Regions from separate parts of the Homo sapiens genome. Here region 2 is linked to region 1. A link is an interaction called in ENCODE POLR2A ChIA-PET data of the cell type or tissue named here. Cell type or tissue: MCF 10A. All regions are shown on one strand. Links, peaks and the distances in the headings refer to the core of each region. The heading gives the core; the rest is flanking DNA.

Region 1 (6,121 bases), core at 806-5,805:
TCTCTGGAGAGGTGCAAATTAAAACAAGAGAGAGACTGCACTTTACCTATTAGACTGCAAACGCTAGAAAGCTGGATTCTGCCAAGTGTCTGAGGGGATGTGGGACAGAGAATCCGCGGCTCTGCTGGGGGAATGTAATCACTTTGAAGGGCAGTCAAGGAGGGCAGTCAGTCCAATAAAAAAAAAAAAAACCCATGACTACAATTCCACTCCTAGGTATAAATCACAAAGAAATTGGCATACCAATCCCTAAGGTGACATGCATTAGGGTTTTGTGGCATTATTTGAGGTGACATGGTCAAGTCTGTGTCTCTCACTGGTAGCGTGGATAGACAAAGTATAGTGGCCGCTCCCATGGAGCCCTGCAGCTACACTTCTGAGGGCAAAAGGTAAGAAAGAATGGGATACAAGTTAGGTAAATTTAAAATCTATGCACACATACAGAATACACATTTTGTAAGAACACAAGGAACAGAAAGATAGACATGAAACATAAACCAATAATTGCCAAGGATGGAGCAAAAGGGCTAATGGCATAAAAGGAAATGAATGAATGAATAAATGAACAGTTATATATGTAAGAGAGGGCCTTGCTTAGATCAATGATGATGTCTCAAAACAAACTACAAGCAACCGGTCACCTACAACTTTTAAGTTGTTTTAACTTTTAAGTAATGCCACAGCTGGCATTACTGCGTTCCTTTATACATATTCTGTCTTCAGTTTGATTAAAATAATCCATATTTAGGTGAGCAATTGATGCCTTGCTCAATAGGCTACCATGCCCAGAAGCTATTGTGTTTTCAGAGTCAACACAAAATGAATGGCAGCTGGTAGAGGCCAGCTACTGTCTGCCTTGCTTTTTGTTGTATCTCCAGCTGCTACCACAGTGCCTGGCAAATGGTAGATGCTTAGTAAGTATTTTTAGGAATGAGTAATGATGGATCTTCTTGGAAGATACTTTGGGGAGCCTTTCTGATGCACATCCACACTTGGGTGCATGCTCCCCCAAAGCTGGGCTAGGCTGGCCATGGACCCTTGAGGCCTAGGTGTCAGAGAAGTATCCAAGGAGTAGAGGACACTGGACCAGAAGAAGGAGGGAGGCTGAAAACAAGGATCCCAAAAGGATGTGTGGAAGGTCACCAAACATTTGAGCCAGAAATTTCTCCTGCATTCTTATGTTTGAGAACCAAGGATGCCAGAGGACGCACAAGTTTGGTGAGAGGAGGGGGAACCTGGGGCTGGGGGTGATTACCTGGGGTAGGCTCTGTGGCCCCAGTGTGCTTCATGCGCAGGGCCAGATGTAGTGCTGGTGGGCTGGCTGAGTTAGGGGGCTGGTGGAGCGGGGGGATTCTAGCCTAACTGCCCCAGGGAAGATCCCAGCACACTGCAGGCTGCCCCCACTTCTTCCCAACCCCTCCCTCACTGCTTGAGCTATTCAGAGTGGCTGCCTGGCCTATGCCTATGACAAGTTAGCAGAAAAGGGCCTTCTCATTCCCTTCTCCTCTCTGGATTTCACCCTGACCCAGATGGCTGCTGGCTGGAGTTGAGGACGGCTGTGCTGTCACCTGAAGCGAGTCAGCTGGGGCTAGGTCTGCCTGGTGTCCTGCTCATTTGGCTTTAGTCCCAGAGTTGCACAGCTCTGGGGTGTCTTTGTTTCCTGTTAACTAGATGGGAACCAGGGAAGCTATGTCAGAACCAGCTGTGTCTGCAGATTCTGGCACACGATGGCAAATAAGCCAAAGTGTCCTGTGTTTCCCAATTTGTACTCATCATTCAGGTCTAGGGACTCTTCCAGGGGCAGCTGATGCCTCCCTCCTCAGCTCACCTGCTGGTCTCCAGCTTCTGTCCTGGCAACTCTAAGTTCATGTTTCCACCTGTAACAGGATGGGCCATGCTGGCTTTATCATCCACCTGAGTCCTCAGAGGGGCTCTGCCATGGCTTTTACCTACACCCTCTACCCCAGCTTTCCCCTGCAGTGACTGGATTCTCCTGATTCAGAGGGTGTGTTGCTAATGATCATGCTCAAGGCCAGAAAGGGGAGGAGAGCCGTGAGACCAGAGGGTGGGGCCTGAACACTGCATGGTAATAATTATGGAAATAAAAGTGATAATGTTTTAACTTTACGTGCTAGGCATTGTGCCCGGTGCTTGTTGTACATTATTTCATTTAATCCTCAAAGTATCAATATGAAGTAGGAACCACTACTGTCTCCTCTTTATACTTGAGGACACCGAGGCTTGGAGGGGGTTAAGCACCTTGCCCATAGTCACACAAACAAATGAGGCAGAATTTGGATTTGAACTGAGACATGCCGACTTGCATGGTATGTGTAACAATGACACTGTTGTGCCTTTTACACAATGGCATTCCCCCCACCCCCACACCCAACAGTCTTCATTTCTCTCTATCCTGGTGCTATAGTCTGTATCACCCCATTTTGCATTCATAGCAACCAGTTGAGGTAGAGATTATTCTCATTTTATGGATAAGGAAGCCATGACCTGGAGGAGTGAAGTGACAAGCTCCAGGTCACAGAGCTGGGAACTGGCAGGGTCAGGATGCAAGTGAGACCTCCTTCAGATCCAGGACTCTTCACTCTAAAGAGGCAGCACCTGTTAGGGAGAGAGAGGCATGGAGCCGGGGTGGTCCATTTTGTGATGGTGTGAGGAAGGGATGTAGCTATGCAAGGACTTAGAAGATGGTGGCATGGGAAGATCTGGACACTCGGGGCTGCTGCTCAGGTGTGGAGGGCATGGTGGCAGAAGGGCTGGGTCTCATTTTCCTGACCAGCGGCTCTCCTCCTACAGAGTCTAAGGGGCTCTTTATCCTTAAGGCTCAGCTTTGGAATTTGCCCAGCCCCATCCTTTTGTGGAGTCTGTTATGGGTAGCCCACAGCACAGACGGTCCCCACTCATGATGAGGGTGGACACTGCTCTTGAGACAATGATAAGCTACCCTGTGCAGGCTCTGAGGGTGAGAGTGCCAGGACAGGTCCTCTTCTTCTCTGGTCCTGAGGCTCCTCATCCCTAAATGGAGGAGGCTGGGTCACACACTTTTCCCAACTTGCTGTAAGGCAGCTTCCTTCCTAAGATGAGTGTGTGCCAAGATGTGGGATGCCATGACTCATGATGGCTTCTCACACATGAAAGGGACCCACTGGTCATCACTCTGCCATTTTCCCACCAAGCCCCACTGGCCAGGGCCCAGCCTGGAGCCTGTGACAGTCCCTAGTATTGGGGGTTTGTGGTGGTTAACTTTGCATGTCAATGTGACTTGGCTATGATGTCTAGATATGTGGCCAAACGTTATTCTGGATGTTTCTGTGAGGGTGTTTTTGGATAAGATTAATATTTAAATTGGTAAAGCAGATTGCCCTCCCTAACATAGGTGGGCCTCATCCAATCAGCTGAAGGTCCAGATAGAACAAAAGACCAACTTCCTCCGAGCAAGAGGGAATTCTGTCAGCAGACGGCCTTTGGACTTGAACCATGGCACTGGCTCCTTCCTAGGTTTCCAGCCTGCTGGCTGACTCTGCAGAATTGGGACTTCTCAGCCTCCATCATTGCATAAGCCAATTCCTTAAAACAGATATTTTTCTGTGCATATATCTACACACATCCTGTTGGTTCTGTTTCTCTAGGGAACCCTGACCAATACAGAGATGAAATGGGGTGGAGTTAGGGCAAGACTCTGGGCCTCTCCAACCAGAGGCTCTGTGCTGGTTGGAAGTTCAACTTCCTCTCCTAGACTCTTGGTCATACGGGCATAAGTAGACCATTCATTTGATTGGGAGCCCTTAAAAGGCAGGACTCTGGTGCTAAGCCTGCTGTGTCCTGCCCTGCATGGCACCCCATGTGGATGGATGCATTAATAAAGGTTCCTCACTCCCCCTTACAGAAGAGGGTGAGACTGCATGGCCCAATGGAGGAAGCACAAGAAAGAGAGATGGGGAAGGTGAGGACTGGCCCCAGCACTGCCCTCTTCAACCAGGTAGCCCTGGACATTGCTAACGACCTCTCATTCTTCTTGATTCTTCATTTGCAAAGTGGGTGTCACATCATTTGGGATATTATATACAATGAACACAAAATCAAATAAAACATGTGAAAACACTTTGGAAAGCTTCAACTACTCCATGACATCTGGCATTACACTTTTTAGAAAAGGGAGTGGATTGAGAGACCCTGAGTCTTTTTCTAGACCACTTGGTGATGGGAGCTGAGCAAGGACTTGAACAGGTGGGTGGTACCCATGTAGAGTCCCCAAGAGGCTTTTGAGTTTGGAGCCAGTGCCACTTGCTTCTTGGAGGCTCAGAGATGACTAAGCAAACACTTGCATGTAGCAGTTTAGAATCAGTGTACAGAGAGACTTTAGGACTCAAGGCTGTACTAGTTTCAGGCATAAAACTAGGACTAGATATAAGATGTATGTTATAACCAATAAAATCACTCATCTCTCATTTTTTTCCTCTCCAGTGGAGCTCTTTGTGCTTTAACAGGACCTTAGAAAGGGTCCCTAAAACTTGGGCTGTGGTTTGAAGACATTGCTCTTTTGGGGACAAGACAGAGGAAGTAAAAAGCAGAATTCTCTCTAAATTAGAATTGTATTCTGAGCGTGGGTTTGGGGGACTTACAGGAAGGTTTGGGGGGAGTATAAAAGCCTGCTTCCCTGGGGAGGTGTATATTTTGGGTCAGAAATACTCGTTTGCATCTTTCATGCTAACATTTTCAGGTAGCACCAAAAGCCATTCCTTCCAGATCTTAGATGACAGCAGCAGTAGTTTCAGGTATTTTGCAAATGGAGTGTATTTGTTCCTTAGGGCAGCCTTAACAAATTACCACCAGGTGGGTGGCTTAAAACAATAGGAATTTATTCTCTCAAAGTTCTGAAGGCTAGAAGTCTGAAGACAGATGGGCCATGTTCCCTCCAAATGCTCTAAGGGAGAATCCTTCCTCACCTCTTCCCAGCTAATGGTGGCTCCTGGTAGCCCTTGATGTTCCTCGGCTGATAGCTGTGTCCCTCCAATTGCAGCCTCTGTCTTCACATGGCCTTCACTGTGTGGCTTTTTTTCTATCTCATAAAGATGACCCCATCTTTTCTAATTACACCTGCAAAGACCCTATTTCTAAATAAGGTCACATTCTGAGGTTCCAGGTAGATATGAATTTTGGAGGTCACTATTCAACACACAACATGGAGAAATCAAGAGAGAAAGGTCCGTTCAAAGTGGCCCTAATACAAATAGGAGTATGAGCACAGAACTGGGTGAGGGAGCTGTCCCTATTCAAAATTGGACCTGTAGTCAGAGTTTCTAGGAGGTTTGGGGCATGTGCCCACTCATTAGAAAACTGCGCAGCTTTTCCCAGTGCCCAAATGCTCTCTGAGAGGGGTTAACCCAAATCTGTCCTCCGAGTCCCTGGGTATGACTTGCTAGGATTCATGATCTCTTTAAATATTGCCCCTGAACATTGAGTTTTCATTTGGGTGAATTTGCTACTGCTCAGAACGGACTTGAAAACTGTCAGCCCAGCACCTGTTCCTCAGTCTGCACAACTGACACTGGTTTCACACTGATCAACCTGTATCAGCAGTGGCCCCCTCGGTCATGTCCATGCAACTCCTTTTGTTAGAGTGAGAGACCACAAGCAGCAAACACAGTCCTGCAAGTCACATAAGGGCCGCATCACCAATGGAATAGATGGGCTAAATGGCTTCATGCCACACTGTCTATTTTGGGGAGCTGCAGTTGGATGAATCCCGCACAGTTGGGATCCTGGCCAGCCCTGAGCCTTGACCTCCCCTCCCCCTGCTGTCTGTCTCACTCTCTGGCTTCCCCTGTGCAGGCCTTTCCATGCCTCACACCTGCCAAGCTTATTTCCTGCTTCTGGCATCTGCAGCATAATTTCCGTTTCTGGAAATTTCTTCCCAGACCTTTCCATGTCTGGCTCCTGGACATTCAGTCCTCTCAGCTTGAAAGATACCTCGTCAGAGAGGCTTCCCTGATCACTTCCCTCTCTACTCCCGATTCTGTTTCTTCCTATCAGCTGTTTTATTTTCTTCACACAGTCTGCCATTTTCTGATGCTTTTCTTATCTATTTGTGAATTATCTCTTCTGC
Region 2 (6,121 bases), core at 713-5,712, 76 kb after region 1:
AGGGGGCATCCTGGGACATGCCCTGTGATTTGGCTCATCCCAGGCAAAGGAGAGGAGGAGCTGACCAAGGGAGTAAGCCTTCAGGACACAACCACACATTCTAGGGAAAGGTGGGGGCAAGTTGTAGCTTTTTTTTTTTTTTTTTTTTTTTTTAGACCGAGTCTCACTCTGTTGCCCAGGCTGGAGTGCAGGGGCACGATCTCAGCTCACTGCAACCTCCGCCTCCTGGTTTCAAGTGATTCTCCTGCCTCAGCCTCCTGAGTAGCTGGGATTACAGGTGCCCGCCCCTATGCCCAGCTAATTTTTGTATGTTTAGTAGAGATGGGGTTTCACCATGTTGGCCAGGCTGGTCTCAAACTCCTGACCTCAGGTGATCCACCCGCCTCAGCCTCCAAAAGTGCTGGGATTACAGGCATGAGCCACCATGCCCGGCCAAGTTTTAGCTCTGTCCAGTTTAGCAGGGAGCAGGAGCAGGCTTTCCTTGTGGGGAGCGGCACATGATGGAAGCATTTCACACAGCTGCATTTGCAGAGGGAGACCTCAGTGCCCACACGTCGGATTGGGTTTCAGTTGCTGCCCATGATCCAGAAATAGAAATAGAAACAGGGTCAAAACAGCCACAACAAAATAGCATTTTCCAGGCTTTGCTCCCACCCACCCACTCTGTGGTCATTTCTGCCCCTGTTAAATTCTGCCTAGATAGTATTGGATACGCCAAGGGTGCTATGAACTTGACCTCTTAGCTACCACATGATGCCCACATTTCTTCCCAGCCAGTGGGGTGCTAAAAGTGACTTGTACAGGCTTATGAGAGCCAACTGTTTAGTTTTTTAGGGATTTTACTAAATAGTTGTTAAACAGAGCCATTATTAAAACTGAAGTTATGTAAACTTACAATTAAATAAATAATTTTAAAAACAAAGGTAATACCTAGTCAAACTCACCACTTCCCAATTATTTTACTACATTTTACTTGAGGTTATGTCTATTGTATCTGTGGCAGAAATGCTATGTGACGGTATGCTGCTGTGTATCTCTTCCCAGCTTTGCATTCAGTGATGACCCATTGATTGCTTGAAATTGGCCATGGTGAGAGTATTTACTCTCTGTGGATGTCCCCCTCCCTCGCCATTCTTAGGGCAATTCCTCTACATACACGGCCTCCTCTAGGCAGGCCAGTCTCCTCACTGGACCCCAGAGTACCTCAAGGGGCAGACACATACCTTTTGGCTTAAAGAAGCAACAGTGCGAAAAGGTGGTTTTATGTCCCAGAGTTTGCCTGCCTGACAGCCAGCAGAGAGACTTAAATGCCACCACAGTGTTTCTGTTCAAACATCAAACAGGAATCTGACAGTAAACCTTGTCCTTTTCAAAAATGCTTGACACATCAGAAAAACAAGATCACCTTTCTGGCGGTTTTATATTTCTGATCTTCTAGAGCAGAGGAAGTAGGGAAAATGAGAGCCCCACTAAATACTAGTCCCCACATCAAATTATAATGAAACCCATCAATCAGGCCCCCATGCCTGGGACAGTCTGTTTTGATAGCTGCAATCAAAACAGCAGGGCAGCACTAGAGGCTTTGGGGGAAGTTTTGTAAGTGGCTTCCTAGGACAGATCTTGTGATGCTGTTCTTATTTTCCCAGAGCTAAGTTGAAAATAAGTGTGATGTCGAGGCCACTTCCCAGACTCTATAAGCCCTGTCAGTGAAATGGAGATGCGCAGCAGATGAGCCAGATCCCCAAAGGATGGTTAGGAACCCTGCACCGTAGTGGACCAGTCTTTAAAATCAGCAGTTCTATGTTCTTCAGTAATATTTTATGCTTGCATTCAAAACACCTATGCCCTGAGGTGTAGCGCATATCTAATGGTGTTACAGGTACCAGTGGAAAAATTAGTCATAAGGACCCAACGGCAGCTCTAGCATAACCACTTCTAGGTGAAAATAAGAAAATGAGGCCAGATCACATTTTTCATTTGAGACACATGCCCCCCAGGTCTGCATTACTGGGAAACCCCAACATAGGTTTCAGCTTCACAGTTTGAGGAAGCCCAGCCCATGCCAGGTGCAGACGTTCAGCCCCAGTTGGATAATGATACTTTCTAGGGAGCTAAGTAGTGGTAACCCAACAGCACTGGTTCACGGGAGGTGGAAGGCCATCCTGAATGAGTACCTTGGGGCTTTGCAGTTGACGCTGTCCTCTTCACTGCTTATTATCAGTGACTTTCAGATGAAGGCAATTGATCAATTCTGGGCTAACACAAAACTGAAAAGGATTCAATCAGGACAGGAAGAGATTTTTTTAAAAAATATCATAAGCTCAGACTCACTAGAGGAAATACAATAGGCATACGTGAAAGGTCTTAAGATTGGGCTCAAAAAAGTCAGCAGCAAAATATAGAAGGGGTGAAGGCAACCATGTGCTTTAGGAGGGACATTGAGAAATCTGAGCCTGCCCATAGCAGGGCATCCAGAGTCAATTTCACAGGACTGGGGAGAGAAGTCTAAAAGACTGTCTTCAAAGACATGAAGGCTCCAAGAGGGTAGAAACCAGGACTTGGGTGAAAACAGCACCCCCACCCCACCCCTTGCTCTTCAGATGGTGTTGGTTGAAGCAGTTGCTTCCCAATGAGGGTTCTGGAGAAGTGTTAGGCGAAAGGACCGTTCTGTGGTCAAATGTGTGTGGAACTGCTGGGCTAAACACAAGCAGTCCTTTTCAAATCTGTCTCAGTGGGACCTTTGGTCAGAAGCACCAAGAGGGGCACTGTTTGCAAAGCACTTTTCTGTGAAAGGCAGCAGTGGAGACTCAGCAGAGAGAGGCATGAGGCAGAGCTTTCTGGGGTTGATGGAAGACTGAGGGATGAGTGTGTACCATGGGATGGAATGGTTCCAAATATGGAACCAACTATCAGAAGTACTGTAAAGAAATAGGACTTGCCCCAAATTGAGCAAAACACAATGACAAACCACATAATTGAAATGCAGAAAAAATAGGGCCGAATTCAGGATACCATCAATTATAAGCCCTTTGAGGACAGGTATTTATTTAGATAGCTTCGGAGCTGGCTTTGTCCTTACTAGGCCCATAGTAAATATATGTTGAATTAAATTGAATTTTCGATGATTAGAACCAGCAGAAGGCAGAGATAACCTCATAGTAAATAGGAATCAGTATCCCAGGGAGGAATGTTAAGGCAACGTGGCAGGCCCATGCAGGCTGTGTCCTGGCAATATCCTGTCGGGTTCAGTAGCAGTAAAACAGGAAAGGGCATGCGAAGGGCATCAGCAGATTGTCCTTTACCACTGCAGAGATCACTCCAGACTAAGGTGGAGTGGTTTCTTCTTCTGAATTCTTCTCTTTCTTCTCTGAATCACTAAAACATATGACTCCTAGGCCTAAAGGAACAAAGACAACTGGCTCTCCGGAGTCGCAGAGTGATTATTGTTAAACTCCATCACCTTTTGTACATGTAACAATTTAGAAAACATTAACCAAAAACAAAAACGAAAACAAAAACCCAAACAAACAAAAAAGCCAGGCCTTTGCATATTATTTATTGGCATGAGAGAGTCTGGCTTATGGCCAGGGGAGCAGCAGTTGGGGAGTGACACACAGGAAACCCGCCCACAGTGCCCCGGGTGTCTAAGAGATGGTCTGAAGTCCTTCATTGGCTCAGCTCTTGTCCAATGTTTCTGGCAGAAACGGCTCAGAGGCTCTTGCTCTGCCCACAAACCCTTGGAAGTTCTCCAAGCTAGGCCTGTGAAAGGTGAGGGAGGGGATGAGAGCAGAGCATAAGGACAGCAAGAATGACTTTAAACTAATCACCTCTACAAGGTTTCCCTTTTTTCATATCCAACATTTCTGAGGGTTGGTCGGCCTGGTCCCAAGGGAAGCAGGGGAGAAGGCAGGATTGAGCTGGTTGGGTAATGTCATCTGGCCTGGGCTCAGTCAAGGCACTACATGCCCTCCTCCTCCTGTACCTGGAAGAGGCCAGAAGCCTGGGAATGGGAGTGGTGGTGCTGAATGATGGGTGATCCCAGGGGTATACAGTTGACTCCAGGGTCCAAGGCTATTTGGGAATGATTGGGAACTCTGGGGTTCATAATCTGCTGCCTTCCTGAGCCTGGAGTTCCAACTGGGGCTGTGATGTTAATCAGGTGATCAGTGAAATCTTACCTCATGGAATGAGCTCTGGTCTTGGAATGAGAAAGACCTAAACTGGAATTCTGACTCTACTTCTTGTCAGTTGGGTGATGTTAGTCAAATTTCTCAACCTTTCTGAGTCCCAGTTTACTCAACTACAATATGGGAGCGCTAATGCATAATTTTGTGAGGATGATGTGAATACTAAATAAGCTTATTTACATGAAATCAATTTGCAGTATAGAAAATGCAATACCGATATGAGGGGTTGTTACTTTTATAGTCACAGAAGGAGTTGACTTTTCTTCTGCTTTAAGAATATGCTTAAAATATGGCTGTATCTGAGAATATTGGATGAAAGTGCTTTAGAAATTGGCTTTGGGACAAGAGGGAAAGAAATTGCTGCCCAGCTCTTGTTTTTTTTTTTTTTTTTTTTTTTTTTCAGAAGCCGTCCTTGGCTTGTTAGAGGGTCCTAGACCTCTGTGAAGGTTGTTGTCTAGTTGGAGTACAAGGCATCTTTGACACTACAGTTTTGAACCCCCCAGGTCAATTTTTTACTCTGTGTCTAAAAATACTAATTTTAAAACGAGAACCTTAGCAATCTTGATAGCTTTTCACTGAGAAAGATATTTCTAGAGTGAACTCCGTTGGGCCAGTTTAATTCCTTGGATAATTTTTAATATAGAATTAATAAACTATTTCCAAATTTTTCCATTTTCATTTTTCTAAAATTATTTCCCTGGGATCGATTATTTTCTGTGTAAATTTTATGACAAAGATTAAATTTATTAGTTTTTGAAAGTTGTAGCTTCTGCCATTGTGAGTTTTCTATGAAACCACCAATTTACCAAATTCAAATCCCCAAAGTTAAATTTTGCAACACCACATTCTTTTATCAATGTCTAGTCATGAACACATTTTATTATGGGATGTTTTAGCCACTGGAACTCTTATTTGAACGTTTTACTAATTCCATTCTCTCTCCATATCAAATCGTGCAGTTTCCATTGTTATCAATCAGAAGCAGTTCTTCAGTACATTCATCTGTCACACATTTCATCATGGGCTACTTTAAACATTGTCACATTTATTTTATTTTGATTATTTCTACCAGAAATATCATTGGATTCAGGAATGCTATTTCATTTTTACTTCTTAACTCATGTGTGTTACTGTTATTAGCAGTTGTCTTTGGACATTTCTTGATGGCTCCTTTGGCTGGGATTGGCTGTGTCTTTGGCCAATAATCCAGTTCTGTTGTGCCCTTTCCGGTAGAGAAAGCGAAGAGGTCAGAGTCAATGTAAGGGAGGGTTGGAATGTCCAAATTTGATTGGAGCTTTAAAATAAGATGAGAAACATGGTCGGATTTGGCTTTAGAAAGTCTGTTCTAGCTTTCAAGTGGAGAATGAATTGGAGAAAACAAAAATCATTGGGAGATGGTTAGAAATTACTGCAGAAACCCAGGTGAGAGAAAAATTGCAAACATTTATGTAGCACTTACTGTGTGACAAGCATTAGTTTAAGCATTTTGTAAATTTTAACTCATTCTATCCTGATGACAAATCTGAGGAGGTAAGTATTATAACTATTTCCATTTTACAAATGAAGAAACTGAAGTACAGAAAGATTCAGTACATGTCCAAGATTACAAACTAGCAAGGAGGTAGGTGTGGATCTAGAATTCAAACCTGGGTAGAAGGACTTCAGGGACTGAGCCCTTGACCCCTCCAGTGGTTTTCTCATCCGAGAAAGAAAAGGGTGGCAAGGAGGAGGTTGTTGAGAAATGCTATGAGAAAATGGAAATTTTGAGGCTTGGTGAAAAGGGTACGTTTCTGGCTTTGTATGTGGTAGGTGGTAGGGCTATTCCTTGAGAAAGGGAAGTTGTTTAGGGGAAAGATAATGTGTTCGGTTTTGAAGCTGAATAGGAGAATTCTAGCTATAGCGTACTAAAGAGACTTACTCTGTTTTTGATGTTT

Evidence for each region. Peaks named below come from ENCODE experiments on the same cell type or tissue, not always from the same donor. Only the 100,000 strongest peaks of a DNase experiment are listed, where the experiment ranks them.
Region 2: POLR2A ChIA-PET joins it to region 1 with 5 read pairs; 3 of 35 experiments call an interaction of 5 or more read pairs at or near these places.

Annotation. Positions count from the first base shown.
Region 1 is chr1:224,667,577-224,673,697 of GRCh38, forward strand. All of the region lies in intron 1 of CNIH3 (cornichon family AMPA receptor auxiliary protein 3), which reads left to right. Among named protein-coding and RNA genes, the nearest start is that of CNIH3, 54 kb to the left of the region's middle. In MCF 10A, for the core only: no CTCF peak of the experiment used is centred there; no DNase peak of the experiment used is centred there.
Region 2 is chr1:224,744,133-224,750,253 of GRCh38, forward strand. No RefSeq gene overlaps it. Among named protein-coding and RNA genes, the nearest start is that of CNIH3-AS1, 17 kb to the left of the region's middle. In MCF 10A, for the core only: no CTCF peak of the experiment used is centred there; a DNase peak (open chromatin) is centred at 3,649.